Regions from separate parts of the Homo sapiens genome. Here regions 1 and 2 are each linked to region 3. Evidence: chromatin contacts called from ENCODE Hi-C or POLR2A ChIA-PET data. All regions are on one chromosome and are shown on one strand. The core of a region is the stretch at or near the end of the contact, and the rest is flanking DNA. Distances in the headings are between cores, read along the strand shown.

What was found. A loop is a pair of places that touch in the nucleus more often than their neighbours do. ChIA-PET counts read pairs that join two places held with the same protein, here RNA polymerase II (POLR2A). Pooled maps may share reads with other maps.
Region 1: a loop to region 3 is called in a pooled map, with 7 times the contacts of the local background. The contact joins two enhancer-like sites. A Hi-C loop is called at or near these places in 2 of 37 single-sample maps with no recorded cell type and 9 of 50 pooled maps. POLR2A ChIA-PET finds 5 or more read pairs at or near these places in 1 of 52 experiments (activated CD4-positive, alpha-beta memory T cell).
Region 2: a loop to region 3 is called in a pooled map, with 5 times the contacts of the local background. The contact joins two enhancer-like sites. A Hi-C loop is called at or near these places in 1 of 168 maps with a recorded cell type or tissue (PC-9), 1 of 37 single-sample maps with no recorded cell type and 9 of 50 pooled maps. POLR2A ChIA-PET finds 5 or more read pairs at or near these places in 4 of 52 experiments (CD4-positive, alpha-beta memory T cell, activated naive CD4-positive, alpha-beta T cell and naive thymus-derived CD8-positive, alpha-beta T cell).

Annotation. Positions count from the first base shown.
Region 1 is chr6:89,296,534-89,300,246 of GRCh38, reverse strand. GABRR2 (gamma-aminobutyric acid type A receptor subunit rho2) reads left to right here. Exons shown (of 9, transcript NM_002043.5): 2 at 382-488. Among named protein-coding and RNA genes, the nearest start is that of GABRR2, 17 kb to the left of the region's middle. RefSeq lists enhancers at 1,528-1,597, 2,024-2,333, 1,719-2,918. Within about 2 kb of position 1,311, at least 17 of the 41 ENCODE cell types and tissues checked have a DNase peak (open chromatin) inside an H3K27ac peak, as active enhancers do.
Region 2 is chr6:90,409,157-90,412,911 of GRCh38, reverse strand. No RefSeq gene overlaps it. Among named protein-coding and RNA genes, the nearest start is that of MIR4464, 98 kb to the right of the region's middle. RefSeq lists enhancers at 1-94, 1,116-1,475. Within about 2 kb of position 1,456, at least 5 of the 41 ENCODE cell types and tissues checked have a DNase peak (open chromatin) inside an H3K27ac peak, as active enhancers do.
Region 3 is chr6:89,833,990-89,838,288 of GRCh38, reverse strand. All of the region lies in intron 1 of CASP8AP2 (caspase 8 associated protein 2), which reads right to left. Among named protein-coding and RNA genes, the nearest start is that of CASP8AP2, 6.3 kb to the right of the region's middle. Within about 2 kb of position 2,973, at least 6 of the 41 ENCODE cell types and tissues checked have a DNase peak (open chromatin) inside an H3K27ac peak, as active enhancers do.

The DNA.
Region 1 (3,713 bases), core at 62-2,561, 540 kb after region 3:
TGAGCCACTGCACCTAGCCCCCTTTCTCATTTCTAATTGTGTTTATTTTGATCTTCTCCCTTTTCTTCTTTATTAGTCTAGCTAGCAGCCAATCCAACCATTTTCATCCAATTATAGCCTTTACCAAGGTAGAATGTTGTCCTGCCCAGGAGGGCATCCACTTTCAGAAGGCTCCAGAAGAACCTGGTCCTCAGGTCAGTCTACCTGTGAGGATCTGGCGTGTGTGTGGAGGGTCCTTCAGCCCTCCTTCTCCCCTGGGCCAAGAAGTAGAATGGAGAAAAGGTACCTAACAGGTAGATCTTGCAGGGAGTAATAGCCCAAATCATCTCACTCAATGCATTGAAGAGCCGATGGAAAATAGTTTCTTGCTTGTCTTCACAGTCACTTATATAAGAAGAACCTTGATGTGACCAAGATCCGGAAGGGAAAGCCTCAGCAGCTTCTCAGAGTGGACGAGCACGACTTCAGCATGAGACCCGCCTTCGGAGGTAGGACTGTTCTTCCTTGATGCCAGGTGGGAGGTTGGCCCCAGGGATGTGATGTGCTGCCCTCTCTGGCTCCCTCTGGCACAGCGCTTCCTCAGATGGTGCAATTTTCCCACTCACATAAATCTGACTCCATTTCCTGAGTCCCTAATTTTCCCAAGGAGAAAAGAGCAGGAAGTAGTGGAGAGGGCCGTTGACTAAAGAGGGCCCACCAGTGACTAAGCCATTTACATTCACAAAGGAGACAGGCCCTGCAGCTGCCAACTTTTTTGTCCTACAAATATAAGAGCAGGCAAGGAGAATCAGGACACAAAATAGCTCCTCTGTCATTTTTATAGAGGAAGAGGCCCATGAAGGCAGAGGTGCCCAGGATCCTCAAAAGTCCTAGTGTGGCCCTCCCTCTGCACTATTTTGGCATGTGTGTGTGTCTGGGTGTGAGTGGAATTCTGAACAAGGCATTGCAACTTTGTTGCCATGACTACCTGGGAGTTTGCTGTTTTGATGGAGTCACCTGTTTTCCAGTGCAGCAACAAGAGCTTAACTCATTACAAAGATTTCTTGCACACCTGCCCCCAAAGGTGCTCTGTTAGTCTTGGGGTCAGGGAGGGGAGGCATGGCCAGTGGGTGTCCTTCCCAGGAACTAGAGAAATGCTATGGAGAAGGTGGACAGTGTCTTAGTCAGTTCTGGCTTTCACACAAAACACCATAGATTGGGCAGTTTATAGACAATGGAAACGTATTTCTCATGTTTCCAGGGGCCGGAAGTAAGATCAAGGTGCCAACAGTTTCCATGTGTGCTGAGGGCCCACTTTCTGTTCATAGACGGTGCCTTCTCACTGTAACCTCACATAGTGGGTGGGGCAAGGCAGCTCTCTAGGGCCTCTTTTCTAAGAGCACTAATCCCACTGGTGAGGGCTCCACCCTCAGGATCTCATCACCTTCCAAAGGCCCACTTCCTAGTACCATCCCATTGCGGGTTAGGATTGCAACATACACATTTGTCAGGGACATAAACATTCAGGCCATAGCAGCTGGGAAAGGAATCAGTCATCTGCTCTGACTAGGCAGAGAGTGGGGTAAGAATAGCAGAATGTATGAGATCCCTGGGCCAACTTTCCTCTCCTCTTGGGGAAACTGAGGCACCAAGAATTTCAGTTGATGAACCTTGGCCAAGACAGACCCAGGCGGGCTGGCTTCCCTTTTTCCTTTTTCTCTGCCCTTGATCCTCTAGTAGGTCCTATCATTCTGGGGCAGTAAAAAGGAGTAGCTGTGACCTCCAGGCAGGTCACCAATCCTTTGAGCCTCCATTTGTTTGTTTATAAAATGGGGAGAGTAATCCCCACATATGGGGTTGTTGTCCAGATTAAACAAGATAATGTATGTAAAACCCCTGACAGACATTTGTTCCTGTCCCCTCTGAAAAACCCAGCTGCCAGACCTTCCTCTTGTGTGACTGTTAAGGGATTAAGAAATTAATTTATCCCAGAAGCCTATGCATTTTAAAAGGCCTCAAAGCCTCCCACTAAATTCCCTGAGCTCTGACACCTGCTAAGCAGAAGGAGAAAAGCAGGTGGCAGATTACAGGCCTGTGACTCATCTCCCTTCCAACCGCAACCTGATTGACGCCCACGGAAGGTCAAGAAGAGGCCACCATATTTCTGGTAGCTCTTGGGTTTCCTCGGGGATTCGTCATGGGCAAGCCTGCCAAGGAATTTTACGAAAATAAAGTTATACTAATAAGCAGCTTTAAAATAGCTACATCTGCTCCAGGAAGTCTAAGCAAGGCGTCCCCAAAAGCAAGAAGCTCCACTTTTCTTGCACAGCAACAGTTAAGAGCATAGAGGCGTACAGTGGCTAGGAAACACAATAACCAACAATAACATGCATGACAACTACCACTTTTTTTTTCGAGACGGAGTTTCACTTTGTCACCTAGGCTGGAGTGCAGAGGCGCAATCTCAGCTCACTGCAACCTCTGCCTCTCAGGTTCAAGCGATTCTCCTCCCTCAGCCTCCTGAATAGCTGGGATTGCAGGCATGCACCACCATGCCTAATTCTTTTGTATTTTTAGTAGAGACAGGGTTTCACCATGTTGGCCAGGCTGGTCTTGAACTCCTGACCTCAAGTGATCCACCCACCTCAGCCTCCCAAAGTGCTGGGATTACAGGCGTGTGCCACTGTGCCCAGCCACAACTACCACTTTCATAGGGATTTTTTTTTATGCCAGGCACCATTCTAATCAAGGTACATATATATATGTAATCTTATTTTAATCCTCTCATCAGTTCTACAAAGTAGATACTATTATTGTCCCCAGATGAGGAAACTGAGGCACAGAGAGGTGAAGTAAATGTCCCAGGTCAGCTGAGGTTGGACCCCCCTCCTAGCTGGGTCCCTTTCTTGTCTCCTACTTGCATGTCTTGGCGCAGAGCTGACATATTCATTAGGCGGCATAGGCACACTGCCTGGGGCCCACAACAAAATGTTTTTGCTTTATCTTAAAATAAGAAAAACAAACTTTTAAGCAGAAGTTGTTTTAATATATACTATTAATATGTTCATCATTAAACCAACACAATCATAAAATATGCTTTTTGATATTTTTTTATAGAGGAAGAGGCCCATGAAGCAAAAGTGCCCAGGGTCCTCAAAAGTCATAACGTGGCCGTGCCTCAGTGTGGTCTTTTGTGGGTGTGCACCGAGTGTGGGTGCTATTCCGAACAATGTGTTGTACCTTTTTACCCAAGGCTAGTGATGCTATCAGGAGCCTGGGCCATCACCTGGTCAGTACCTTCAGTATGTAGAAGAAGAGCCTGGGGTCCAAGGAGTTAGGTGATGGCCACCGAACAGCCAGAGGCAGAACTTAGGTTTCTTTTGTGACATCAGCTGCAAAAGCGAAAGCCTTATGAAAATGCTCCCACCAGGAGCTAGCTCTTGGAACGGCAGATGAAATCCTGCCATGTTCCCAGAAACCCTGACTCTGAGCAGAATGCTGCAACACGCCACAGTCCCCATCACGCTGCTCCTTCCTCAAGCCAGTTCCAGGAGGAAAGTGGACTCCTTGTGGTGTGACCACTGCATCTGCTGGGCCCTTCTGTGGGGCCCTCCAGAGCGTAGAGGGTCAGGACTGCTCCCTGCCCCTGCCTGGGTAAGCTTCTGACCCTGGGGAGGGCTCTGACTTTGGGGAAGCTGCTAAGGAAAGAGGCATCACCTTCCATAGAAGTCAAG
Region 2 (3,755 bases), core at 207-2,706, 580 kb before region 3:
GTTCTGTTCTCAGCTCAGCTCCTGCTGCCAGCTCAGAATCTCTGTGTCCTGAGGGGCCACAGGTTTCCCAGGCCCTCCCCATGATACTGAGCCTCCTCACTCTGTTCCTGGCCTACAGAGATTTCCATGTCCTCTTTCTTTCCTTCTTTCCTTTCTTCCTTTCCTTCTTCCCCCAATCCCACCTTCCTTTTTTCCTTTCCTTTCCTTTCCTTTCCTTCTTTCTTTCTCCTTTTTTAATCATGGTTTTCCTCTAAAGAAGTGTTTCTAAAACCCACGCCCACCCTTCCACATCTAGCTCAGTTCCTTGGTTCAAGGTTTTTCTCCCTGGGCCCATTATCAGTTTCCTAACAATTTGCCATTTCCCACCTCTGCTCTCTCAAATCTGTTAGGGAACGACTGCCAAGTGCAGTCTTCTCCAAAAGTGGTTCTGCTCATTGCATGTCCCTACTTAAATGCCCTTGATGACCCCCATTAAAGACATTACTATTTAAGCTGTGTTGAGGATCCCCAAGTGGAGGTATGTAAGTGAAATATCAATCCAGAGTTCTAATTTGTGCAATTTTTCTCTCTGGGCAAATGCACTTGGCCCACCAGGGTCCAAGTTGCAGAAAAGTCTTAAGAGACTGAGTACAAGATAGGAGATAAATGAACAGGTGTTGGCTTTTGGCCACCAAGCCTGAGAACCCTTAACCCAAGTGACCATTCCTAGGTGAGGTGCTGGGGGAAAAGAATGTATTCCCAGGGGTCAGAGATTCAGGATGCACAGGTTTCTTCTAGGAACAAAGGTTGCAGGATATTTGACTATAATATAGTGCAGAGTCACCTAAATTGTCTTCCATCTAAAATCCCTCAAACCTACCATCCCTTTTAGTGCCAGCTTTCTGGGCTAAAAACTGAAGGGATGAGCAGGGTGTGGTGGCACATGCTTGTAATCCAGCCACTTGGGAGGCTGAGGTGGGAGGATCACTTGAGCCCAGAAGTTTGAGTCCAACCTAGGCAACATAGTGAGTGAGACCCTGTCTCTAAAGTATATATATATATATATATATTTAAGTAAAGGGATAAGAAAGTCAAGTGAAAGATGAGAAACATCCAAGCTGCTCTCGTAGAGGTGATTGTCAGACCCCGGGCGTTCCTTTGCCGCAGTCAGCAAGAAGACAGAGTAGTCCAATTCTCAGCAGCCGGAAGGTGCCTCAGCACCACAAGCCAGGCCCCTGAGTCAGAGGAAAGACCAAGGCTGAAAGGAGAGAGAAGAATGCGTTTGCTGTAGAGTTCACCTGTGAAGCACGCCAGGGAGCCCTTATATGGAAAGGCAAGATTATAGGGAGGCGCTTTTCTAGATGTCAGTTTCATTCTAGTGACAGCTATCCCTCATTTACATATTCAGGCCGATAACCTAAGGGAAGGTAAATTACAGCTGACTCATTTGTAAATTGAACAGAGAAAGTCCCTTCTCCTTAGCCAGCACTCACATTTGGCCCCTAGCCATCAGACCAAGCATGAACTGTTCACCTCTTGGTGAACACACCCTAAACATCTCTGCCATTGCACTTTTGCTCATGCTATAGTCAGCTGGGTGCCCTCCCTTCCTCCACTTCTCTGGCCTTCATTTTAAAAATATCACCCATCCTTCAGGACCCAAGTGAAATGCTACTTTGGACATGAAGCTTTCCGTGATTGTTTCGTCCTAAATGATTTTCCTCTCCTGGGTTCACGTGGCCCTTTCAACTTGCATTTTGTTCATTTTGTTTTCCACCACATCCTACTTTGTGATGGAGCTATTTGTGTGGGTCTGAGGGCACCAGTGACTTCCAAGTGGCTAATCCCTGTCCTTATCTTTCTTGGTGTCTTAAAGGTATTTCTTTCTTTTTTTTCTTTCTTTCTTTCTTTTTTTTTTTTTTTTTTTTTTTTGAGACGGAGCCTCACTCTGTCACCCAGGCTGGAGTGCAGTGGTGTGATCTTGGCTCACTGCAACCTCTGCCACCCAGATTCAAGTGATTCTCCTGCCTCAGCCTCCCGAGCAGCAGGGATTACAGGCGCCTGCCGCCACAGCTAATTTTTGTATTTTTAGTAGAGATGGGGTTTCACCATCTTGGCCAGGCTGGCCTTGAACTCCTGACCTCATGATCCACCACCTCAGCCTCCCAAAGTGCTGGGATTACAGGCATGAGCCACTGCACCCAGCCTTAACGGTATTTCATACTCTTAAATATACTTTCCCTCTTAAAATTCTTATCACTTCGGCATCTGTATAGACATCTGGGATCTTGCCTGCCTGGCTTCTTCTCAGTTTCTTCAGGTAACAGCACCCTGATTTTCTTTTGAGGAACCATTCCTTTCCCAACTTTCAGTCTATGTGAAGTGTGGGTAGAGCTGATGTCAACCTCTAGCTCAGAGATGGGCATCTAGCCTAAGCTAGGCTAACAATAGTCACACCTGGTGTGGTTGCTGGAACCAATCGAAGAAGGACATTTCTTTACTTTGGGTAGGATGTAAACCTGAAGCCTCTGCTGGTGACCCTATCAGGCCACCACATGGGAATATCCACCTGGCAAAGAAGCCCATCCAGAAGGAGACAGAACTGAGAGATGGGGGGAGAGGCTGTTTCCCAAGGAGCTGGATGTTTGAGCTCTTGAACCCAGGCATATCTGACCAGTCCTGATTTCAGGCTATAGGAGCCAATAAATTATTCTTTTTTTGGTTACATCAATTGAAGATGGATTTCAGTAATATGCATTTGAAAGATTCCTAATTCAGCCTCTAGTATACTACACTCTTCTGCCTTTCCACCTACCTAGCTGTTCCTCCTCAATCTCCTCTGCAGACAAATCCCCCTCTCCTCAGACTTTAAAGGTCATAATCCATCAAAGACTGGTCCTAGTCTCCCTTGTTTTCCTGCTCTTTATATCTCCCTTGGCAATTCCAACCACCCATGATTTCAATCACCATCTCAAAATTCACAGCTAATTTAACCCAGGTCTCTCTAAATATGTACATGCATCTGCCGACTCAGCATGTATACTTGAATGGCTCCCCAAACAGCTCTCCTGTGTTCCTAGCATAGCAAAAAACCTGGAGTCATCTAACCTGTTCTCCAAACTTTAGCCATTAATGTAAATTAGATCATTTCTTTTCTGCCCATATCCTTCCAAAACTTTCCCAGTGGTAGTAGCAGCACAGACCCCAAGGCCCTGCTCAATGTAGTTCCTGCCCACTTCACCTCTCAGGGCTCTTCTCCTTGCTCCCTGAGCTCAGTCACTCTGGCCTCTTATTACTTCTTGGAAGGTCGTGTGCTCTCTTCCACCTGAGGGCCTTTGCACTCATTCTTCTCTTTGCCTGGAACTCCCTCTGCCATCTTCACCTAGTTCACCGCAAATCATCCTCAGATCTCAGCTAGAAGGCCCAAGAAGCCTTGCCTTACTCTTCTAGACTAGATCAGGCCACCATTACATACTCTCATAACATCCAGTAACTCCTTCATCATACTCACTATTCAGTTGATTCTTTGATTAATAGATTTGTCTCTCAGGAGACTTTGCTTCAGGAGGCAAACACCATGTCTGTTTTTCTCATTTATGTTTTCTTAGCACTTAGGCCTGCTGTATAATGGGCACCGGGCATCAGTGAATAATTGCAGAATAAAATGATGAATACTTAATGTCTCCTGCTAAGTGAATAAGCGCTTCCAAACATGTGGAAGCAGGTGGGCGTGCAGGAAGGGCGGCCTCCAAGCAGTGGGACTGCCATGAAAAAGG
Region 3 (4,299 bases), core at 1,724-4,223:
ATGAACCTGGGAGGCCGAGGTTGCAGTGAGTCGAGATCGCGCCACGGCACTCCAGCCTGGGCGACACAGTGAGACTCCGTCTCAAAAAACAACAAAAAACAAACAAACAAAAAAACTGGTCAAGAATAGGGCAAAACAAAAAAACTACAAGACCAGACAACTACAAGCCAATCTTTCTTATGAACATAAACAGAAATAGCCTTAAAAAAAAAAATCGGCCTGTCATCCCAGCACTTTGGGAGGCCAAGGTGGGTAGATTGCTTGACGTCAGGAATTCGAGACCAGCCTGGTTAACATGGTGAAACCCCGTCTCTATTAAAAACACAAAAATTAGGTGGCCATGGTAGCACGCACCTGTTATCCCAGCTACTCAGGAGGCTGAGGCGGGAGAGTAGCTTGAACCTGGGAGATGGAGGTTGCAGCGAGCCAAGATTGCACCACTCTCCAGCCTGGGCAACAGAGCGAGACTCCGTCACAAAGAAAAAAAAATCAACCAACTGAATCCAGCAAGATATTAAACGAAAAAGCACTACAGACAAGTGAGATTTATCCCAAAAATGTGAGGATGTCTAACATTAAAAAACCAATTAGTGGGCTGGGCACGGTGGCTTACGCCTGTAATCCCAGCACTTTGGGAGGCTGAGGCAGGCGGATCACGAGGTCAGGAGATCGAGACCATCCATCCTGGCTAACACGGTGAAACCCCATCTCTACTAAAAATACAAAAACAAAATTAGCCGGGTGTGGTGGTGGGCGCCTGTAGTTCCCGCTACTTGGGAGGCTGAGGCGGGAGAATGGCATGAACCTGGGAGGCGGAGGTTGCAGTGAGCTGAGATTGTGCCACTGCACTCCAGCCTGGGCGACAGAGCCAGACTCTGTCTCAAACAAACAAAAACAAACAAACAAAAAAACAATTAGTGGCCAAGTATGGTAGCTCATGCCTAAATCCCAGCACTTTGGGAAGCCTAGGCAGGCGGGCAGATTTGAAGTCAGGAGTTCAAGACCAGTCTGGCTAACACGGTAAAACCCTGTCTCTACTAAAAATAAAAAAAATTAGCCAGGTATGCTGACGCACACCAGTAATCTCAGCTACTTAGGAGGCTCAGGCACAAGAATTGCTTGAGCGTGGGGAAGGCGGAGGTTGAAGTGAGCCGAGATTGTCACACTGCACTCCAGCCTGGGCAACAGAGCAAGACTGTCTCAAAAAAAAAAAAATTAGTGGCTGGGTGCCAGGGCTCAGTGGTTCACACCTGTAATCCCAGCACTTTGTGGGCCCAGCACTTTGTGGGGAGGCCGAGGTGGGTGGATCACTTCAGGCCAGGAGTTCGAGACCAGCCCAGGCAACATGGCGAAATCCCATCTCTACAAAAAATACAAAAATTAGCCAGGCGTGGTGACACACTCCTATAGTCCCAACCATACTTAGGAGGCTGAGGTGGGAGGATTGCTTAAGCACAACCAGGAAGCAGAGATTGCTGTGAGCAAAGATCAAGTCACTGCACTCCAGCCTGAGTGACAGAATGAGACCTTGTCTCAAAACAGACAAACAAACAAATGCTAACATTAATAAACACATTCCTGTAGGTACAAACTCACCAAGTCCAAAACAAGAGATCATCTTTCCATCCATATCTGCTCACCTCCTCATTTCTCTAATTTCTTGGAGTAGCACTAACATTCCCTAACAGACTACTGATTTACTGATGCTACCTCTGAAATATTTCTCCCATTTATTCCCATTCTTGCCATTTCGATTTGTTTCAGGACCCCACTATAGCTACCTAATTATTTCCCCACTCCAAATACATGCTACGCACAACTACTGGGTTAGTTCTACCGCAATCCTGCTCAAAAACTTTCCGTTACTTCCCAATTTCTATAAAGTACAAATTCCTTATCCTGACTGGGTGCAGTGGCTCATGCCTATAATCCCAGCACTTTGGGAGGCCAAGGCAGGTGGATTACGAGGTCAAGAGATCGAGACCATCGTGGCCAACATGGTGAAACCCTACCTCTATTAAAAATACAAAAAAATTAGCTGGGCATGGTGGTGCATGTCTGTAGTCCCAACTGCTGGAGGCTGAGGCAGGAGAATTGCTTGAACCCAGGAAGGGGAGGTTGCAGTGAGCCGAGGTTGTGCCACACAGCTAGACTCCATTAAAAAAAAAAAAAAACTTCCTTATCCTGACATAGACTGACACCTACCATTCTAGCTCCATTATTCACTATCTCAAGGTTTCCAAAATCCCAAGGTTCAATTAAATTAGGCTCACATTGGCGAACACTTCTTGACACGATCTCCCCACATCTGTTCCCCACCACATCTGTCTATAAGTTCACAATCAAGTATGGGTGTGAACACCTACAGAATAGAACATGGGAAGGCAAGATCAGAATGTGAGAATAAAGTTTAGGAAGTCACAGGCCCCGAGGCTGCAGTGAGCCAAGATCGTGCCACTGCACTCCAGCCTAGGTGACAGTGAGACTCTCTCAAAAAAAAAAAAATAAAGGTCAGGGGATGTATTATGTGATTAAGATACTTGGATTCCATCCAGAAGGGAATGGGGGAACCAGTGAAGGTTTTTAAAGTAGGGCAATATAATGATCAAATCTGCATCTTAGATGTTTAACTCTGGCAAGAGTCTGGAAAATATGAGTGGGAAGGGAGATAGAAAAGGCTACCAAAACAAAGCAGAAGACAACGAGGTGTCACTGTAAGTTCTTAGTAGTGGAAATAAAAATAAGAAACAGATCTTGGCTGGGCACGGTGGTTCATGCCTGTAATCCCAACATTCTGGGAGGCTGAGGCAGGAGGACTTCTTATGCCCAGGAGTTCAAGACCAGCCTGGGCAACACAGTGAGACTCCATATCTACAAAAAAAAGAAAAGTTAGCTGGGTGTGGTGGCACATGCTTCCGGAGGCTGCAGTGAGCTGTGATTGCACTGCTGCACTCCAGCCTGGGTCAAAGAGCGAGACTGTCTCAAAACCAAACCAAAAAACCCACAAAACACTAAAAACAGATCTGAGAGGTAGTCAACAAGATTTAATGGAAAGTGTATTCAAATGGACAGTCTTCCCCCATTTCAAATTGTTCTTCAAACCTCAGCATGAGTTGTCTTTTAAAAATGCAAACATGATCGTGTTCCCAACTCTGCTTAAACACTTCAGTGCTTAGGCTGGATGTGGTGGCTCACGCCTGTAATCCTAGCACTTTGGGAGGCTGAGGCAGGCGATCACCTGAGGTGGGTGATCATCTGAGGTCAGGAGATCACCTGAGGTCAGGAGTTCGAGACCAGCCTACGTCATCTCTACTAAAAATACGAAAATTAGCCAGCCGTGGTGGCGCATGCCTATAATTCCAGCTACCTGGAAGGCTGAGGCAGGAGAATTTCTGGAAGCTGGGAGGCGGAGGCTGCAGTTAGCCGAGATCACGCCACTGCACTCCAGTCTGGGGGACAGGAGACTTCGTCTCAAAAGAAAAAAAACAAAAAACAAAAAAAACCCCACCAAAAAGCCCTTCAGTGCTTCCTGCTGATTTCAGGATAAAAAACAAATTTTGAGGCCAGGCGCAGTGGCTCACGCCTGTAATCCCAGCACTTTGGAAAGCCGAGGTGGGCAGATCAACTTTGTTCAGGAGTTCGAGACCAGCCTGGCCAACACGGTGAAACGCCATCTCTACTAAAAATACAAAAATTGGCCAGACATGGTGGCACACACCTGTAATCCCAGCTACTTGGGAGGGTGAGGCAGGAGAATCACTTGAACCTGAAAGGAGGAGGTTGCAGTGAGCCGAGATCATGCCACTGAACTCCAGCCTGGGCAACAAAGAGAGACTCCATCTCAAAAAAAAAAGGAAATATGCACTTTTTTTTTTGAGACAGAGTCTCACTCTGTCACCCAGGCTGGAGGGCAGCGGCACAATCTCTGCTCACTGCAACCTCTGCCCTCCGAGTTCAAGCGATTCTCCTGCCTCAGCCTCCTCAGTAGCTGGGATTACAGGGGCCTGCTGCCGCGCCCAGCTAATTTTTTGTATTTTTAGTAGAGACAGGGTTTCACCATCTTGGCCAGGCTGGTCTTGAACTCCTGACCTTATGATCCACCCGCCTCGGCCTCCCAAAGTGCTGGGATCACAGGCGTGCACTACCGCACCCAGCCCTATATATACACTTTTAATGTGTAACTTTTGTATGCTGAATGGTACTTTTTTTTTTTTTTTGCTTTTGAGGGAATTAATAAGATATAATTAATTGTGTCTTAACTTTTGAAAGAAATTTTTAGATGGAGGCAACTGGGATGTT